Linked DNA regions of Homo sapiens: all the other regions are linked to region 1. Evidence: chromatin contacts called from ENCODE Hi-C or POLR2A ChIA-PET data. All regions are on one chromosome and are shown on one strand. The core of a region is the stretch at or near the end of the contact, and the rest is flanking DNA. Distances in the headings are between cores, read along the strand shown.

Region 1 (4,808 bases), core at 958-3,457:
ATTATTTTAGGTGCTTCGAAAAATAGGTTTTACAGGCCAATCAAATATAATTGTATAAAATTAAGTTTAGGCCAGGGGCGGTGGCTCACTCCTGTAATCCCAGCACTTTGGGAGGCCGAGGTGGGTGGATCATGAGGTCAGGAGATCGAGACCATCCTGGCTAACACGGTGAAACCCTGTCTCTACTAAAAACACAAAAAATTAGCCGGGCATGGTGGCGGGCGCCTGTAGTCCCAGCTACTCGGGAGGCTGAGGCAGGAGAATGGCGTGAACCCGTGAAATAGGGAGCTTGCAGTGAGCCGAGATCACGCCACTACACTCCAGCCTGGTAGACAGTGCGAGACTCCGTCTCAAAAATAAATAAATAAAAATAAAAAATAAAGTTAAGTTTAGGATACTTTAGCACATTTCACAGAAAAAAGGCCAAAGCTGTTTGACATTTAAAATGTCTCCACTGGAACTAATATAGTAAATTAGAGTGAAGACAATGAGCTGTCTGCAAGAAAATATGCAGTGGGACTGTTGATTGGGAACACTAACAGCTTTTAGTGAGGGGAGAATAAAAGCCCATAGATGAGAAAACAAGATGCCAGAAATAAATGTAAATCAACCACCATATCTGCAAACAGCTGGCCTTGAGAAAAGATAAAAATTCCTTGTACTTGTTTCTGGGTATGGAGCTTGTGTTCAAAATGTTTCCGAAGACCACAAGAATGGCAAAAGCATATTGTCTTCAAATGAAGTACAACTTATTTACTATTTTTTTTATTAACTTGTGTATTTTTCTTCCTGATTAGAGAGGCTTAGAGCTTGTTCCCATTTCTTTGGAGGAAAAAGTATAGAATCATTCATTGCTCCCCGTAGTTTTACCTACAGAAAGAATTTACAATGGAATAAACAATTACTGGCTGGGCGCGGTGGCTCACGCCTGTAATCCCAACACTTTGGGAGACCGAGGCGGGCAGATCATTTGAGGTCAGGAGTTTGGGACCAGCCCAGGCAACATGGTGAAACCCCATCTCTACTAAAAATACAAAAATTAGCTGAGTGTGGTAGCGCGCACCTGTAATCCCGGCTACTCAGGAGGCTGAGGCAGGAGAACCACCTGAGCCCAGAACATGGAGGTTATAACGAGCTGAGATCCGGCTACTGCACTCTAGCCTGGGAAACAGAGCAAGACTCCGTCTCAAAAAAAAAAAAAAGTACTAATTACCCATGTGCTATGTCTAGCACTGCACTAACCCTTTCCTTTTTTAAAAAAATTCATCTTTCCCTTTATTCTGACATTATGACATTAAATAAAGTCCAAGAGGTATTGGGCTGGTCCTTGTTTGGTCTCTGCCCTTTCCTTCTTTTCCAAGTGGTATTCATCATGCTTCTCTTGGAAGTCTTCTCAAATAACCTTATGTCTATAACATACTTTCTTCTAGATTCTTTTGAGAGTCTATTTGTGTTAGATCTAGAAATAGAAATGTAAGGCTGAAATGTATTACTATGACAAACTGTTTGTATGTGTGTATTACAATCTTAATTGTGCTAATAAGGATAATTATAATAAATATGCATGATTCAAAAAGGTTAGATGGTTATAATTTAAAAAAAAATTGTCCTTGGATATTCCATTTGATTTGCTAAGCCTCGTGTTCTCTAATTTCATATCTCCATCTCCCCCTACCCCAACCAAAATATATATACACACTGTGTATACATATACACCCACACTATTAAGAGCTGAATATAGAAGCTGGAAATTGCCCTGTTTCTTCCCGCTGCTTGCTACCTTCTTCAGTTCTGGACATCGGCTCCGCAGTGGAACTAGGTAGCCTCAACTCTTATAATGATTCAAGATTTTTCCTGTTTTATAACTTGAGGGAAGCTGGGGAACCTGTTAAGAGGATCCCAGCATTGAACTGGGTCTCAAGTGGAATGTCTCCCACTTTCTGCCTAACCTGCACGTCCATCAGCACCTCATCAATGAGAAACGACTCCTCCGGGGAGAATTTCCCCCTGCCTGGTCCCCTCTCCTAGAGAGCCCTTCGCCAACCCTGGGACAGCCCCAAACGACAGCTCCCGAGCGCCACCCGGACCAGACTCCAGTGCCGCCCTGTCCCGCCACCCTTTTTCCCGCCCAGACTCCGCGTCTTCTGAAAGAGGGCGTGGTCCGCAGGAAGTTCTCACGTTACGGAAAGTAAAGTGTTTCCGGCTCCGGTGTCATGGCCGGCTCCTACCCTGAAGGTGCACCTGCAGTCCTCGCCGATAAGAGGCAGCAGTTCGGAAGCCGGTTCCTGAGAGATCCGGCGCGCGTCTTCCACCACAATGCCTGGTAATCACTCTGCCCCTTCGCCCGGCCTGTCGCTGACCCTCTGTCCCGCCGCCTCGGAGCACTCCGAAAAGCCCCTGACCGCCGGCCACGAGTCAAGCTGCCCTACCCGAGGCACTCTCCAAGGGGAGAGAAACTCCTAGGCCAGCGACTCACCCTGCCCGCAGCCAGGACGTGAGGCCCCTAAGCTGCCCGTTTGATTTTCTCAGGGACAATGTGGAGTGGTCGGAAGAGCAAGCCGCGGCGGCGGAGAGAAAAGTCCAGGAGAACAGTATCCAGCGGGTGTGCCAGGAGAAACAAGGTGCGCTTAAATGGGCTCTCATTGGTATCAACAGCCAGCGTACTGCCGAACGCGCCCTCCCGGAGAGGCCAGGGAACCGCGGCCGCCCAGATCCTTTATTCCTGGCCTGATGCAGATCTCAGGAGTAGAGCGGGACAGGGAGGGGATGAGCAAGGAGAGAAAAGGGCTGCATTGTAACAAAATCTTAAGTCGTAGAGGGTTTTTTTATATATAGTTTTACTTTGGAGGAGGGTAATGTTGTCTTTAATTATGTTTAGTAGATCCACGTTGATATGGCTAGCCAATGACAACTGTGTGGTCACGCGATCATCTTAGAACCTGTACTTTTTACTTGATTTGCATTTTCCATGAGGAGATGTTTTCCATTGAAGCTTCATTGAAGTGATTAGATTCTAAATATTGTTGGGAGGGGGGCTAGTGACTGGTGACTGTGTGTCTATTACTTGTGTGATGGTTATGAGAATTTAGGGCTTTAGTCAAGGAAAGGTGGATGCAGCAGAGTGGAGATAAGTCTGGCCAAAGAAAAGGAGGCCCCTGCTTGAGAGGTGGATGATTTCACTGCAAAATATCCCTAGATAGTAAAACTAGGACTGATTGTTCCAGACAATTGAAGATAGGACTACAAATTTAGTACCCGCTGAAAGAGTTCTGTACAACAAAAAGATTCCAGTTACAAAACATTCACCCTGCATATTTTGACAGCAACTAGATCAAAGCAAGTTAATAGTTGAAAGGGATTTTGAAAATCATGTGGTTCAATATTCTCTTTTTATAGTTAAAGACACTTGGACCACAGGACATTAAGTGCTTTTCCCAGAGGTAAGCAGTCAGTAGTAGCAGTAGTGGAACTAAAATCCTGTTTCTTAGGGAGTCTTGGTTGATTCAGCAGGTGAGTTGTGAGTTGTTAACACACTTCTTAGTGGATTCCAACTTCCATTGTCACTGTCCTGCTCAATTTGTTAGGTTTTTATTCTTTCTACTACACTAGTCAAGGCCCCCTGAATTGGCAAGAGCAGTAAACTGAAATCTGGGACTGTCATGATCACCTTAAAAACAGCCTTCATTTAAACTGTCCATACTTTTTTTTTTTTTTTGGAGATGGAGTCTCGCTCTGTCACCAGGCTGGAGTGCAGTGGCACGATCTCAGCTCGCTGCAATCTCCTCCTCCCTGGTTCAAGCGATTCCCCTGCCTCAGCCTCCCTAGTAGCTGGGACTACAGGTGTGCACCACCACGCCTGGCTAATTTTTTGTATTTTAGTACAGACGGGGTTTCACCGTGCTGGCCAGGATGGTCTCGATCTCCTGACCTCGTGATCCGCCCACCTCAGCCTCCCAAAGTGCTGGGATTACAGGCATGAGCCACTGCACCTGGCTACTTCTAGGATTTTTTAATAGTTAAAAGTCATCTGGCTGGGCGCGATGACTCATGCCTGTAATCCCAGCACTTTGGGAGGCCGAGGCGGGTGGATCACGAGGTCAGGAGATCGAGACCATCCTGGCTAACACGGTGAAACCCCGTCTGTACTAAAAAATACAAAAAATTAGCCGGGCGTGGTGGCAGGCGCCTGTAGTCCCAGCTACTCAGTAGGATGAGGCAGGAGAATGGCATGAACCCGGGAGGTGGAGCTTGCAGTGAGCCAAGATTGCGCCCCTGCACTCCAGCCTGGGTGACAGAGCGAGACTCTGTCTCAAAAAAAAAAAAAAAGGCATCCAAAGATGTAGGAGGACACTTGATAGATAGTAAGTTCTCTGGTTGATTGTTCAAACAGAATTTAGACTCTCCTATAATGACGGATAGGGGCATTAGGGTATAATGCCAGATGGCAGGACTAAATGACCTCAGAAATGCCTTCAGTTCTGGGACTGTGGCTCTACCTGAGGATACTTTTAGTATTAAAGTGACATTTGGTAAAGCAGGATAATTGATATTAGATATAAATAAAACATTTGAGAGCTGGTTCTTAAAATTTTTTCTTAAATATTTACAGTTGATTATGAGATCAATGCCCACAAATACTGGAATGACTTCTACAAAATCCACGAAAATGGGTTTTTCAAGGATAGACATTGGCTTTTTACCGAATTCCCTGAGCTGGCACCTAGCCAAAATCAAAATCATTTGAAGGACTGGTTCTTGGAGAACAAGAGTGAAGTACCTGAATGTAGAAACAATGAGGATGGACCTGG
Region 2 (4,796 bases), core at 1,252-3,751, 180 kb after region 1:
TATAGGTGGATTTTGAGGACCAGAGAAGTTAAATAACTTGTCTGAGATAGTTATTAATTGTGGGCATTGCTATATTTTGTTACTTGGTATAGGTAACCTCCCGTGCCTCTGGGTTTATCCAGCAGTTTAGCTGGATATATCTCAGCATTTGGAAATGTTTCTCTGTAGAAGTCTGAACTGAATCAGAATATACCCTAGGTCTAGACTTCAGGTTCCCTCAGCCTCCCAGGGTAATTCTAGGAGTTTTGGTCTGTTCTAGCCAACAGTCTCAGATATGGCTGTGCAGACAGCTGCCTTACATTTAGAAATAACCCCAAAGAGGACTATAATTCCCTTTGGAAACATGACCTGGGCCATTCTCTCAGGGATTTCTTCTCATTTGGGTAGCCCTGGCACTGAGCTTAGCCATGTGTGTTTCACGTGGAGTGGAATTTTTTTAAAAAGATCTAGTTAGAAGGCAGGATTGGGAAACAAGGGGCGGGGCATGACATTACTGTTTTGCCTTGAGCAAATTTCTTGAATACTAGGTAGACCCCCCTCTCTGAACTATTAAGTTCAAGAACTATTTCAAAGTTAAATATCAGGCTCAAATTATCTGCTGTTTTGAATTGTATACACACTTTTAACTAATGTGAGAAATTGAGTTGGTTCTATACTATTCTTGAGTTGATTACTTTGTTCTTCCTATTGTATGTATGATGAATTTTCACCAAAAATAAGTCAGACCATGATTTTTAGAACATCTTCTGAGAATTGTTTGGGTATTAAAAGTGAGGCTTTATTTTCTTTTCTTTCTTTTGTTTTGGTTGTTTTCCTTTTTTTTTTCCTGAGATGGAGTCTCACTCTGTTGCCCAGGCTGGAGTTCAGTGGTGCGATCTTGGCTCACTGCAACCTCCACCTCCCAGGTTCAAGCGATTCTCCTACCTCAGCCTCCCATGTAGCTAGGATTACAGATGCACGCCACCATGCCTGGCTAATTTTTGTATTTTTAGTAGAGACAGGGTTTCACCGTGCTGGGCAGGCTGGTCTTGAACTCTTGACCTTGTGATCCGCCCGCCTGGGCCTCCCAAAGTCCTGGGATTACAGGCTTGAGCCACCGCGCCTGGCTGAAAGTGAGGCTTTATTTTCAACTTGCATTTGGGTGAAAGAATCATTCCATTGAGCATGAGTCTATATTTCAGATTTCAGAATCTCAGATCAGAGGAATCTATAAATTTCAGACATTTCTTTTTTTAATTTTATTTTATTTGAGATGGAGTCTTGCTCTGTTGCCCAGGCAGTAGTGCAGTGGCATGATCTTGGCTCACTGCAACCTCCACCTCATGGGTTCAAGCAATTCTCCTGCCTCAGCCTCCCAAGTAGCTGGGATTACAGGCATGCGCCACCATACCTGGCCAATTTTTTGTATTTTTAGTAGAGACAGAGTTTCACTATGTTGGCCAGGCTGGTCTCAAACTCCTGGCCTCAAGTGATCCACCCATCTCTGCCTCCCAAATTGCTGGGATTACAGCAGACATTTGTTTTCAAATAGGGTGTTAGCATGCCCTGCCATGTTTCTTAAGATACATAAGATATTGTTCAGTTTGTGGTGTCCACAGGACCATGTGTGTCCATGTTCAATTGCAGTGCTTTATGAAGGCCTCAAATTGCTCAGTGGCCCATAGCGCTAGACCTGAGTCTGTTTGCTCTCAGTTCTGTTCCTCGCCCTTTCGCTGCTCTGTATCTTTGGGGGGTTAGCCCGTGTAGGCTGTGTTTATCAGGCCCATGTGTCCATTGGTGTTCTGTTGGTTTCAGCCAATGGGAAGGCAGAAATGGGAGGGGGTCTCCACCTCCTCTCCCTCCCCGCAATTCTAGTTTCCCCTGATGACCCTGGGTTCTGGTTTCACCATCTCCTCCCTTCTGGCCTGCTTGCCTGAGGGTGCTAATGGCTTCCTGCTGTAGATGATCTCTAGGGTGCCTCACTGACCAGTTTGTCTTCTCAGCTCTTCCATCATCTGTATGATCAGTTCCCTGAATTAAAGTCTCTCTGTTTTAAATGTTCAGGTGGTTTTTTTTTCCAGGCTAAACTGACTGATACACCCACATTGTCACAACTTAGAAAACTTCAAAACGTATTCATCCCTCAGGAATATTCAAACAGTTCAGGACACCTTACTTCAGAGTATAATGCCTTGGAAGATAGACACGTGACCTGTGATGCCACCAATGGCATATGGTTTTATGTATGGGTCTGTATGACATATTGACATAAGGGAAGGAAAGAGAACCCACATACTTTTGTTAGAACCATAGATACTATACTTTACAAGCTCTTTTACACCTTGTGTTTAAGAGAAATTGTAGTGCAGTATTGTGCCAAGCTGTCAGAAGACGTAGTATGCAGTCAGTTTTTGGGACGTGGGCAAACTCTAGATTCTTACTCATTGCCAGCACTCAGGGTTATATAAAATGTTTGCAGTGCGAATTGTGTACCTAGCCAAAATTGCGCCACTGCACTCCAGCCTAGGCAGCAGAGTGAGACGGAGTCTCAAAAAAAAAAAGAGAGAATTGTGTACTTGATCACATTCTGGTTGTTTAGACGTGGATGTGTGGCATGGGTGTGTAAAGGAGCCCCTTCCAAGAAGATACCTAGCTTAAATACATTATAGTTCTTATCAGTATTCTTATAGTCTAGACTCAAGAAGAGGTCTGCCATGGGTGAACTTGAGCACAACAGATTCCAACATTGAGGGTGTGGAAACTCTTCAAGAGAATAAGCAGTTTCTTACCAGAAACCCCTCAGCTAATACTGAATAAACAATTGAAGAGTATTTTAAGGAACAAAGAAGAAAGGAGTGAGAAGCTGATGACCTGAAGTTTTCACATGGGACTAATTTAGGTAGTGTTAATCTGCTTGCTCTTATTCCATGGTTAAATATTGGTTTATTTGTCTTTAGGTTTTGTACAGTATTAGAATACTGTGAGGGAAATGATCTGGACTTCTACCTGAAACAGCACAAATTAATGTCGGAGAAAGAGGCCCGGTCCATTATCATGCAGATTGTGAATGCTTTAAAGTACTTAAATGAAATAAAACCTCCCATCATACACTATGACCTCAAACCAGGTATGTCTAACTTTTAGGAGACAGTATTAGTGGGTTTTCTTTGGTCTTATAAGTGACTTTTAATTTGATAAAGTTAGAGAATTTCACAGCAGCCAAGAAAGGCTAATAACATCTGACTTTTGATTGCCTGGGTAGGTGTGGGAAAAAAGAGTCCTGGCCAAGCAGCACTGGGTTTAGGAGGGCGTGTTGGATTAAATACTCTGGAGAAACAATACCTTTATCTTTGGAGCCAGGGCAGTTCATGATGTAAGTCTCATTAAGAAAGAACTGTTGCAGCAAGTTCAGTTTTGTTTTTTTCCCATGACTCCTACTACATAACAGTCCCTCTGCTTCAGGTCTCTTTGATAAGAGCCCCCAAATTAATAACTTATTTTTACTTATATGCCTCCCATTTCAATAAATTTCAAGCAGAATTTTTCATCTTTTTGTATGGTTATTATCTAGCTTTGATGTTCATCAGCAAAGAGTACAGGGCAGCTAGAGTCCTTACCTCTATTTTTTATTGTTATCTTCAGCTGTGTTTTAGAAATCTGCATAGTTCTATAGACAACTCTAACAGCTTAGCTTGGGCATTAGGAAGATGGTCCACATTTACCTTCTGGTGTTGCAAAATTGTAAACTTTGCTTTACTCTTCTGGTAGGTGCATATTGCGTCTCATTGACTATTCTCTAATGTTCTAATACAATTCAGATGACTAAAACATTAATTATGATGAAGAAATTTTTTAAAAGATGGCTATTTTGTGAATGAATTTTCCATAACTGAATTCAACACTTTCCTGCAATGGGAGCTGTAGGCGGTGCTGTGGTGCTAGCTTTGGTTTCCTTACATGGTTTCTTTGATTCCTCCCCCACACCCCAAGTGCTGTTCTAAACAGGGTAGTTTAGAGATCCTCACTGAAAGTTCAGATGAAAGTTTCCCATCAGTTTTGACCAAGTGAACAAGGGTATTTTACTTTGGCCAGTTATTTTTATTTCCAGAGCTCATCATAGTGGTGGTTTTGGCACATTAAGCAGGTGATTCTTGGAAAATAGAAGTTTCAGCAGATGCTGAGGACTCTCCCTGAGTATCCAGAGTCCAGATTGCTTGATTCCCAGGATTTGGATGTTTGCTTTTGCAAGAGTTTGAGTTCAGTTGTCCCCTTCTTATCTGCTATTACTTTGGGTTTTTCTCTTAAATCAGTAAGTCTCTGCTTATTCATGAAGGTTTTTATTTTTTAGGTAATATTCTTTTAGTAAATGGTACAGCGTGTGGAGAGATAAAAATTACAGATTTTGGTCTTTCGAAGATCATGGATGATGATAGCTACAATTCAGTGGATGGCATGGAGCTAACATCACAAGGTGCTGGTACTTATTGGTAGGTATCCAGGAGCTCTGCCAGGTTGGCTATAGAGATGTGGCTCTGCTATGCTGAAGTGTTGATAATGAATTAATTGCTGTATGCTATCTGCTAGGCAAAAATGCCATAAACCAAAGCAGACTTTCTCCCCAAATCATTACTGTCTTTTCAACAGTTTGACTCTTGGTATTTATATTAATTTGTCTTAATTTTTCTTTCCTTTCTTGAAAATCCTTAAGAAAGAGAGCTTATATGTGTCCAGGTATTTGAAATGTATGTTTTTTGTACAGAGTTGGCCTTGCAAGTCAGTAGAGAACAAGGTTGCTCATGTGTATATAAAGAATGGCC
Region 3 (5,010 bases), core at 2,433-4,932, 230 kb after region 1:
AAGGATTCTAAATTCACTTGACTTTAAAGAGTGCCATTTGGGCGCAGTGGCTCATGCCTGTAATCCCAGCACTTTGGGAGGCTGAGGCAGATGGATCACTTGAGGTCGGGAGTTCAAGACCAACCTGGCCAACATGGCGAAACCCCGTCTCTACTAAAAATACAAAAATTAGCGAGGCATGGTGGTGGGCGCCTGTAATCCCAGCTACCTGGGTGGCTGAGGCAGGAGAATCCCTTGAACCCAGGAGGTGAAGGCTGCAGTGAGCCAAGATTTCATCACTGCACTCCAGCCTGCGTGACAGAGAGAGACTCTGTCTCAAAAAGAGTGCCGTGCCTTGCTTTTAGAACCAAACAAGTGATCTTTGAATGTTGCCATGTCAGGAGGGCAGGGAATTGCCAATGTGTGGAGCAACAGCTCATTAGGAAACGTGCCTTGATTTCTCAGTCATATTGTGCTGTGCTTCAAATGTGTCTCATGTCTCCTATGCAGCGTGTCACAGTGTCATTTGACATCAATCATGTTGGCAGGGCAGCAGACCCCCCCCGCCCCACCGATACATACATTTTTTGTTTTGTTTTATTTTGAAATAGATACAGCCTTCTTGTCATTCTTTTTTTTTTTTAATTTTTTTTAAAATTTTTTTGAGACAAGAGTGTCGCTCTATTGCTGAGGTTGGAGTGGCACTATCTCGGCTCACTGCAACCTCCGCCTCCAGGGTTCAAGTGATTCTCCTGCCTCAGCCTCCTGAGTAGCTGGGACTACAGGCACCCGCCACCACACCCGGCTAAGTTTTGTATTTTTAGTAGAGACGGTGTCTCACCATGTTGGCCAGGCTGGCCTCGAACTCTTGGCCTCAAGTGATCTGCCTGCCTCTGCCTCCCAAAATGCTGGGATCACAGGCATGAGCCACCATGCTTGGCCGTCATTCTTAATAGACACCAGGATACTGAAAAATGCTTTGCCACTCAGAAAAACAAGGGTACAAGCATGATACTATATGGCCACTCTCATTCCACTTCAGTGTGTGTGTATGGTGGGGGCACAAAAGGGATGGGTGGAGACTGTGGCAAACCGGTGAGCCCACACCCCTCCCAGGTGGGCAGCTGCACCAGCTCTTGTGGCTGGCACCCTGCAGGCATGCTGCCTCGACTGGAAATCTACATTTTTATGTGTAATCTCTCTCACACATCCTGAAGCCAAACACAACTTGCCTGTGGGCTATCATCTAAAATTCGGAGGCTAGCTGGAGTCCGCTCTGGAATAAGTCTGCCTGGCCATCCTTCCCAGCTCTTCCCCTTATTAACTGTGTTATCAAGATGTTAATCTCTCAGTTATTTAATACCTCAGTTTCCTCATCTGTCAAGTGCAGATCAGAATTTTGCCTACATCTGAGGGTTGTTATAAGGATTAATGAAAAGCCTTGGAACCCACTGTCTGGTGCCTGGACGCGCATGGTTAATGCCTGGCATTCTTTGTGTCTCTTTTTACAAGCGCAGGGTGACCACAGGTCCCAGTTTGCCGGGGGCAGGCCTGGTTCATGCTTGTGGTGCTGGTGTAATGATCACTAACTTGCCATTTCATTGTCGGTATTGACGTAAATGATATGATTTGCCTAGAGAAGCAAATACTGGCACAGTGCTGTTTAGGACTCTGATGAGGTTTAGACCTAATAGAAAGGCCATGGTCCAGGTTCCTTGAACATCCCTGGACAAGTCACTTAACCTTTCTGTGTTCAGTTTCCCGTTCTAAACGATTGGCAAGATGAATTCTAAGATCCCTCCATTCACAGTCATTCTGTCATTTGACAAACATCTTTTTTTTTTTTTTTTTAAACGCAGTCTCGCTCTGTCGCCAGGCTGGAGTGCAGTAGTGCGATCTCGGCTCACTGCAACCTCCGCCTCCTGGGTTCAAGCAATTCTTCTGCCTCAGCCTCCCAAGTAGCTGGGACTACAGGCGAACGCCACCACGCCCAGCAAATTTTTGTACTTTTAGTAGAGACAGGGTTTCACCATGTTGGCCAGAATGGTCTCTATCTCTTGACCTCGTGATCCACCCACCTCGGCCTCCCAGAGTGCTGGGATTACAGGCGTGAGCCACTGCGCCCGGCCGACAAACATCTTTCACAAGCTCAGACTCATGCCAGGCAAAGGTCCAGGGCATGGAGAAGCCAGGGGCAGAGCCTGGGTCCTCAGTGGGCACTTGGCCAGTGAAAACCTCCAGTGCAGGTTGTTGGGAATCTCTACCTTTTTTGTCAAGTGTTACTTGAAAGACCATTACCAAGAAATTGAATTGAAAGTTAATTTTTTTCTCCTTCTTTACGGAGACGAGTTTCACTCTGTCCCCCAGGCTAGAGTGCAGTGGTGCGATCTGGGCTCACTGTAACCTCCTCCTCCCGGGTTCAAGCAATTCTCCTGCCTCAGTCTCCTCAGGCATACACCACCACATCTGCCACCATACCCAGCTAATTTTTGTATTTTTATTAGAGATGGAGTTTCACCATGTTGGCCAGGCTGGTCTCAAACTCCTGGCCTTAAGTGATCCACCTGCCTCGGCCTCCCAAAATGCTGGAATTAAAGGCGTGAGCCACCGCGCCCTGCCTGACTGTTAATATTTTAAACCTCAGTTTCTCAGGAACTAATCATTCTGGTTGAATACATTTTGCTACACATTTCTTTTGTTTGTGGGGGGGTATCTAAGTTGTTTTTTTCTTTTAAGTCAGAAAACATAAATTTTCACTATGGAAAATTGTAAATTACAGAAAGGCCCAAAGATTTTCTTCATTTCTGCTGACTCTTCAATGAACCAGAGGGGCACGTGTAATATTTCCGCTTTCGGTTACTCCCCACCCCACACACCTTGTAGACACTTTGTCAAAACTACATTTTAAAAAAATGCTTTCCCCCAAATTCGTATGGATGTCTCCTAATAAAGTCACGCAGTCACTCACTGGTTCGTCCTCAATCAACCAGGCGTGGAGTCCTAACCTGTCCATGATTTTAAGAAAGGGCAGGCGCACAACACCCCCGCACGGAGAAATGAACAGGTGTGGCTCGGCAGAGGCCTTCCGCACCTGCGTTATGGAGTGGTGGCCGCTGTCGGCGATGGGGTCCCCGCGAGGGCACAAGTGATCGCGTGGCCACGGCGAGGCTCTGCCTCCGCCCCCGCGCTCCGGGTCCCATTCCCGAATTCTGCCCTCAGCGGCCTGGTCAATGAGGTTGGATCGTTGGCCCAGAAAGCCACTTCCTGCCGCGACTGGAGCCAGCCGTCGTTGTGAAAATTCCCCCCACGGGGAAGGAAGTGGCTCTTGGGCTGTTTATTTTGGCTGCGGGCTAGCAGACGGCGCCAGGGGCAGCGGCCACGCAGACCGGGCATTTGTCTAGCTGGGCGGGAGGCGGCGGAGCGGGAAGTGCCACAGATTGAGGGGCGCACGGCGGTGGAGGGAGGGGCGCCCAGTGGAGAGGGGGCTCACGGTGACAGAGGAAGTGGCGCCGCTTGGGGGGGTGCACGATGGCAGGGGGAGGGGTGCTCGGTGGAGGGAGGGGCACACGGTGGCGGGGGGAGGGGCGTGCCGCAGATTGAGGGCGAACGGTGGCTTGGGGAGGGGCGCTCCTTGGAGTTGGGGGCGCACGATGGCGGGGGCAGGGGTGCCCCTTGGGAGCAGAAGCAGAGAAGACTCGGAACTCCAAGAGCAGGTGGATCTGGGAGCCCCAGATCCTGGGCACTGGGTTGGGGGAGAAAGGGGTCAAGGTGTGCCCGCCCCCGGGATGCTCGGACTCTGGGGATCCAGGCCTGGTGACCCCCGGTGAGGAAGAGCCAGTGGGAGGAAAGGGCCGGGCGCTGCCCGGAGCAGAGGCTGGAGGCGAGAGCGATTGCTGCTTGCTGTAGCGCGGCCGCTCTCCAGTTCCTCCGGCAAGGGGGGCCTGGGGGAGGACTGGCCGAAAATACTGTGATGCTTTGGTCTAAGACAAAAGCCAGCAGGGGATGAGATCAAACACCATGACACTGCGAAGGGGAAGGCCAGCGCGGGTGAGGATTTGCCTTCCCAGAGAACCCCAGGGGCGGGGCTAGCTTCCACTCAGCCCGCATTACCCCCACCCCCGCCCCCACCCCCGGGGCGGGGTCTGGAGGATCAGCAAAACCGCGGGAAAGGTGACAGTCGCCTTCCCCACCACCGCCTGCATTTAGTAGGTGGAGGGACAGTCCCACCTCTCCACCCATTCCCTGCCAGAGTGTGATTTAATGTCTTCCTAGAACACAGGATATCACAGTCTGCAGCACAGAGATTTGAAGTGGGGAGAAAAGCATCTCTGGAAATGACTGGTGGGGGAAGCCCGCCACTGCTCTACAAAGGGTGGCCTGTGACAGCAACAGCGCAACACTGGGACTGTGTGTGTAGGTTTTAGGCACAAGCACTTTAAGCTGTGGGAGGAAAGCAGTTTGGCCTGGCTGGGATGGAGGGGCTGTTGGGGAGGAGGGAGGAGGGTGTGAAAAGGGGAAGGTGGCCGGTAGAGGGAAACCCACCATGGTTCAGGATGTCGGTGGGGATGTTGCACAGTTGGGCGGGGTATTGGGCTTCGATATCATGTAACCCCCGTCCTCCATGGAAGCAATGCCCCCCTCGTCCAGCCCAGGATCTAATGTGCATGCATGTACGTGGACACAGTCTCTAGCCAGGGGTGGTGCAGGGTGGGGTGCTGGGTCCCCAGGGTTGGCCTCTTAGCAGGGTGGGGCTGGCAGCTTCTGCTGACTCAAGGACATTTCCAGGCCTGGCCTGGAGGTTAAGCAGCTCATTGAAAACAGCTGCTCCTCTTGGCTGGCGGCCCTTTCAGGCGGCCTCTGGCTCTCCCTGGGATGACCCCTCGCCTCTGCGTGGCCTGGGGAGGGGCAGTGAAGGGAGAGAGGCTCAGAGGCTGGAGGCCACCCTGCCATGCCCTCAGGGATGGAACTGAGTCCCCTCCAGGGCTGGCCAGCTGTCCTCCAGCCCCCAGCTTTCCAGGAGCTAAGCCAGGT
Region 4 (4,648 bases), core at 1,854-4,353, 200 kb after region 1:
TTCCACAGGTTGTACAGGAAGCATGATGCTGGCATCTGCTCAGCTTCTAGGGAGGCCTCAGGAAACTTAAAATCATGGCGGAAGGGATGCAGCAGTTCACATGGCTGGAGCAGGAGCGAGACAGAGAGTGGAGAGGTGCTGCACACTTTTAAATGACCAGTTCTCGTGAGAACTCACTGTCATGAGAACAGCATCAAGAGGATGGTGCTAAACCATTCATGAGAAATCCACCCCCGTGATCCAATCACCTCCCACCAGGGCCCACCTCCAACACTGGGGATTACAATTTGACATGAGATTTGGGCGGGGACACAGATCCCAAACCATATCACCCTCAGTACCTGTTGCTGGCTGACAGTTGGTCAGTGTCTAGGGGAGAACCATTCTCAGCTTCAGTTCCACGATAGCGAATACCATCTTGGCAAAAATCCCCTGGACAAGTCAGAGACCTCACTAAGTCTCCAGCATCTAGCCTGATGCCTGACACATACTGACCCTCAATAAACGGCTGTTCAACTGTGGGCACAGGAATGGTGAGGAGGCTGTGGGCACAGAGGACGCTGGCCCTTCTTTGGAAGCAGATGAAGGTCTGGGTGTTGATGAGGGGTTCCTCGAAAGTCCCATGCTGCTCACAACACCCAACACTCCTACAGACTGTGACCATGTTCTGTTGACAACTGAGCCTGCACAGGATCTTTATGCAGTAGGGAACCGGCCCGGATTCTCCACAGGGAGAATCTCCCAGATGTTTCCCCGCTTTCTGCCCCAAAGTCAAGATCAAAAGCAGTTGGCAGCTGCAGACATCAGCAGAAGTCAGTGGAACACAGTGTGGAACCATGTCGCGCTGGAGGAGGAAGTCTCGCGCTGGAGGAGGAAGTCTCACCCTTGACAGAGACTAGAACTGGGCCTTAGAAGCTTGAACCAACCTCTGTCCCTGCGAGAGCAGCACACTTTTGTGCTCCTCAGCCCTTGCGTCTTCTTTGCCTGGAATATGGCAAAACGTTTATTTTCCCCCACTAAATGAGGCTCCTCTAGGGCTGCAACTGTGTTTGCCCATCTCTCTTTCTCTAGCAGCTAGCACAGGGCTAGCAGTCGGTGCTTGTTGAGCCGGTGGGTGAAGAGACGAGAGCACACCTCCTGTGTGCCCGGCATGGCGGGACCTGGTGCCGGCAAGTGGTGGGCTCTCTGGCCTCATGCTCTGCGCTGGTGATGTCAAGGGGTGGGCTTCTGTCCTGCCACTGATAGTAGGAGGGAAGGCCAGCAGGAAACGCCGAAACCTACTCAAGCTGCTGGAGAAGGGGGAATCCAGCCCTGTTTCAGGGGAAGGAGTATCCTGTGTTCTGAGAGCGAGAGAGCAGCTTAGCCGGCAAATCCTTAAATCCTTCAGAGATTACAGGATTGTGCAAGAGGGAAGGCCAAGAGGGGGACCTCTGAGGCAGCTCCAGCATGGCCTGTTGTGTGCAGAGGACTGAGATCCCAGAACATGCCACACCAAGAAGACATGTCCCAAGGGGCAGTGGAGCCACAGCCACCAGAAGGGACCTGGCCCTGTCGGACCTGCTGAAGCTAGCCGTGGAGTGCAGGGGCTTTGTTGGTCTGGCTGCTAACCAAAGGGTGGCTAATGGGACCCTTTCCAGGGGCCTCTAGGGGATTTCAGTGGGGGCTTGCTTCGAGGCTCTATTACCACTGGACTGTTTACCAAGAGCCTCAGCCTGACAGAGATGGGAAGAGACGAGTGAGCATTTCTGACCCAACACCCCCACTGCAGAGTTGGGGAAACATTTACCCAAGATAGGAGGAATAAAAAGGAAAAAAATTGAATTTATTTCCAAAAAACATACCAAGGTGGACAAGATAGGAAACAATACAATTTATATTACAGTTTTATTATTATTTAAAAATTTTATATTAACAAAATGAGATGGGATCTGCCTATGTTGCCCAGGCTGGTCTTCAACTCCTGGGCTCAATCTCCTCGGCCTCCGAAAGTGTGATTACAGGCGTGAGCCACCGCACCCGGCCCATATTACAGTTTCATAGTGTTTTTGATTACTCGTGGTAGGAGAAATGTGTCTTCTTTGCACTTGGGGTCTCAACGTCTCAGTCCTGCCCTATGCCCCGAGACCCCAAGAGGCTTTCCCAAGGTCAGGCAGGGAATCCGCAGAGAGGCAGGGCTGGACTCCAGCATCCTGACTCCCCAGTTCGTGCTCTGTGCTGCAGAGACCTGTTGCGTAACACTGAGTAACTGTGGATTGTCTAACCTTTTATGAAATTTCCAGCTGGTCTTTTGCTACCGGCCAGCAGTCCAGTTGGTGGGAGTGATGATGCCGGTCTTCTGAGACGTCCAGTGGACAGATTTTCCCCAGGTTTCTGGATGCAGCCCCAACAAGCAAAAGTGCTACACTCCTGCACCGGGAACACTGACACAGGGGTCACGAAAATGCTAAAACAAGACGTGCAAGAATTGTTGCGCTCCGCACACGTAACAAGGGCTCTGCCTCCCCCTCCCCCAATCTTCGCCCTGGTGGCCAGGCCCTGGGCTCCGCCCCTTCCCCACCAGACCGGGGGAGGGGTCCTCCTCGGCATGGAGGTAGGGGATGCTAGGCTGCTGGAGACGCCCGCAGAAAGAGGCGGGATGGCGGGGCGGATGCTGGCGGCCCGGGTCTGGCCACCTGGGTCAGCTGCACGCCCCCGCCCCGGGCTGGCCGGACCTCGTAGCCCAGGTCCCACCACGCCGTGAAGTTTGCGGAAAGTTTTGCAGTTGCTTCCCCGCCCGCGCCAGCGGGGGAGTTGTGACGCAGCGTCTGGGGATCCTGGCCGGGACAGAAGAGAGGGAAGGCGAGGCGGGGAGAGACTGGGAAACAGAGCAGCAAGAGAAAGGGCGCACGCTGGGGTCCTCCTGGACCCGGCGTGTCCTCCTCTCCGCCACCCCTTTCTCTCCCTCCCGACGCTCTAGCCCCAGACCCGCGCCTCCTCCCCTTCCCCTCCCACGCTGCCCACTTCCCTTCCCCTCTACCCCTCGAACCCTCCTCCCCGGTTCTGCGCTCCTCCCTCCGCCCTCCCTCCGCCCGGGCTGCCTCCTCCCTCCTCCTCCCCGGGAGGCATCACTTCGTCCCGACCCGGAGGAGGACGCGAGCCCCTTGCGGGCGGTCATCACAGCCCAGCCTCGGGGCTGCCACAGCGCGTTGCGCCTGTGCGCCCTCGGTCCCCGCGTCCACTGAGCGCCGCGCTCGGGGATGGGGCCCGGCCGGCCGGCCCCCGCGCCCTGGCCTCGTCACCTGCTGCGCTGCGTCCTGCTCCTCGGGTGCCTGCACCTCGGCCGTCCCGGCGCCCCTGGGGACGCCGCCCTCCCGGGTAAGGCGCTGCCAACTTGGCCAACTTCAGGGCCCGGGCGGGGGGAGCGCCGAGGCGCGGGCCGCTCTCGACTTTTCCCTCCTTTTCCCCCCTCTTTTCTCCAGAAGCGTGTGTGCGTGTGTGTGTGACTGGGTTTTTAAAACTCGTCTCCGCTTTTCTGAAAGCGGGGGAGGAGAGGGGAGGAGGAGCGCGCCTAGAGGTGGGGGAGGACCTGAGTGGAACCAGATGTGGCGGGCGGCGGGGGAGGGGAGCCCGGGGGACTCCAGCAGCCTAGGAGGAAGCGGGTGGGCTCTTGAGGACCCCCGCGCACCGCGCTCCCGGACCACCCGGCGCCGGCCCGTCCTCGGCAGGGGACCTGCAGGGCGCGCCCGGGGAGCCAGGGCTCTCTGTCCGGGAGTTCCCGGGCCCAGTCTCCTCGCTCTGCCCCAGGACTGATGCGTTAGGACGGCTTTCCAACTATCCGCGAGGGTTCGTTTCCCCCACCTTCCCCCCGCCCCCTGCATCTCGTGGGCGTTGATATTTTCTTTTCCACACTTAGTCTTCAAGGAGGCTTGTGGCGCGCGGCATCCGCCCCGCGTGAGCTCGGCAGCCCTGTGAGGAGGCTCCTGCCACTGGGACGCAGCAACAGGCTGGGCGCCGCCGTGCTGTGATGTTGCGTAGCGTGGGCAGCTCTGGGCACACTAGTGGCCCTCCAGAGGGGACAGACCTTGAGCGGCAAAAGAGCTGCTAAAGATTTTAAAACCCAACGAACAGGAAACAAAACAAAAATCAGAAAACCCCAAAACTGTGCCATTCTCTTCCTGCTCCTTATTCAGGGGTAACAGTGAAGTGTGGGGACAGACAGATCCCTCGCCAAGAATCTAAGAGTTGAAAGGAAAGATCCACTTCCTGGGGGAGTGGGGGTGGGGGTGTCTGGAGTGACCGGGGGAATCGCCCGGCCCAGCTTGGTCCTGCTGGCTGTTTAATTGGGGGATGGGGACAGTCCGTGCAGTGTCTGCAGTTTTGTGCAAGGACCAGACAGCCCCCTGGAGAGTCTGGGGCCTCCAGCCTGGCCCGTGCTTGCTGGGTTGGCCTGGCGTGACGTAGGCACAAGACACATATCTGCCAGATGGGAAAGGTGGGGGCCACGGTGACCCACATTCACACCAACCGGAGACCCCCGGGGCAATTCTGGGCCCACCTGGCATTGAATGTGGGACAGACACAAACCAGGCCGGGTAACCCCCTAACCCACTGCAGGGCGGCCTCACAGGCAGTTCCCCTACCTCCTCGCACTCCTGCCTTCCTCTGCTCC

What was found. A loop is a pair of places that touch in the nucleus more often than their neighbours do. ChIA-PET counts read pairs that join two places held with the same protein, here RNA polymerase II (POLR2A). Pooled maps may share reads with other maps.
Region 2: a loop to region 1 is called in a map of mammary epithelial cell, with 6 times the contacts of the local background. The contact joins the enhancer-like site here to the promoter of METTL2A in region 1. A Hi-C loop is called at or near these places in 2 of 168 maps with a recorded cell type or tissue (HCT116 and mammary epithelial cell), 1 of 37 single-sample maps with no recorded cell type and 9 of 50 pooled maps. POLR2A ChIA-PET finds 5 or more read pairs at or near these places in 3 of 52 experiments (PC-3, PC-9 and SK-N-SH).
Region 3: a loop to region 1 is called in a map of chondrocyte, with 5 times the contacts of the local background. The contact joins the enhancer-like site here to the promoter of METTL2A in region 1. A Hi-C loop is called at or near these places in 1 of 168 maps with a recorded cell type or tissue (chondrocyte), 10 of 37 single-sample maps with no recorded cell type and 11 of 50 pooled maps.
Region 4: a loop to region 1 is called in a pooled map, with 5 times the contacts of the local background. The contact joins the promoter of MRC2 here to the promoter of METTL2A in region 1. A Hi-C loop is called at or near these places in 5 of 37 single-sample maps with no recorded cell type and 6 of 50 pooled maps. POLR2A ChIA-PET finds 5 or more read pairs at or near these places in 3 of 52 experiments (WTC11 and activated CD4-positive, alpha-beta T cell).

What each region holds. Positions count from the first base shown.
Region 1 is chr17:62,421,690-62,426,497 of GRCh38, forward strand. It overlaps METTL2A (methyltransferase 2A, tRNA N3-cytidine), which reads left to right and starts at 2,208. Exons shown (of 9, transcript NM_181725.4): 1 at 2,208-2,323; 2 at 2,530-2,621; 3 at 4,610-4,808. The coding sequence starts at 2,214. RefSeq lists enhancers at 1,941-2,471, 2,223-2,592.
Region 2 is chr17:62,597,715-62,602,510 of GRCh38, forward strand. TLK2 (tousled like kinase 2) reads left to right here. Exons shown (of 22, transcript NM_006852.6): 18 at 2,937-3,106; 19 at 4,328-4,466. Among named protein-coding and RNA genes, the nearest start is that of MRC2, 28 kb to the right of the region's middle. Within about 2 kb of position 2,502, at least 2 of the 41 ENCODE cell types and tissues checked have a DNase peak (open chromatin) inside an H3K27ac peak, as active enhancers do.
Region 3 is chr17:62,649,274-62,654,283 of GRCh38, forward strand. The region is part of intron 1 of MRC2 (mannose receptor C-type 2); the gene reads left to right. Among named protein-coding and RNA genes, the nearest start is that of MRC2, 24 kb to the left of the region's middle. RefSeq lists enhancers at 2,580-3,291, 3,292-4,002, 4,715-5,010. Within about 2 kb of position 3,683, at least 27 of the 41 ENCODE cell types and tissues checked have a DNase peak (open chromatin) inside an H3K27ac peak, as active enhancers do.
Region 4 is chr17:62,624,567-62,629,214 of GRCh38, forward strand. It overlaps MRC2 (mannose receptor C-type 2), which reads left to right and starts at 3,104. Exons shown (of 30, transcript NM_006039.5): 1 at 3,104-3,354. The coding sequence starts at 3,237. LOC107985020 (a long non-coding RNA gene) reads right to left here and starts at 3,484. Exons shown (of 2, transcript XR_001752961.3): 1 at 3,279-3,484; 2 at 1,871-2,443. RefSeq lists enhancers at 829-1,329, 1,330-1,830 and silencers at 3,024-3,463, 3,664-3,733.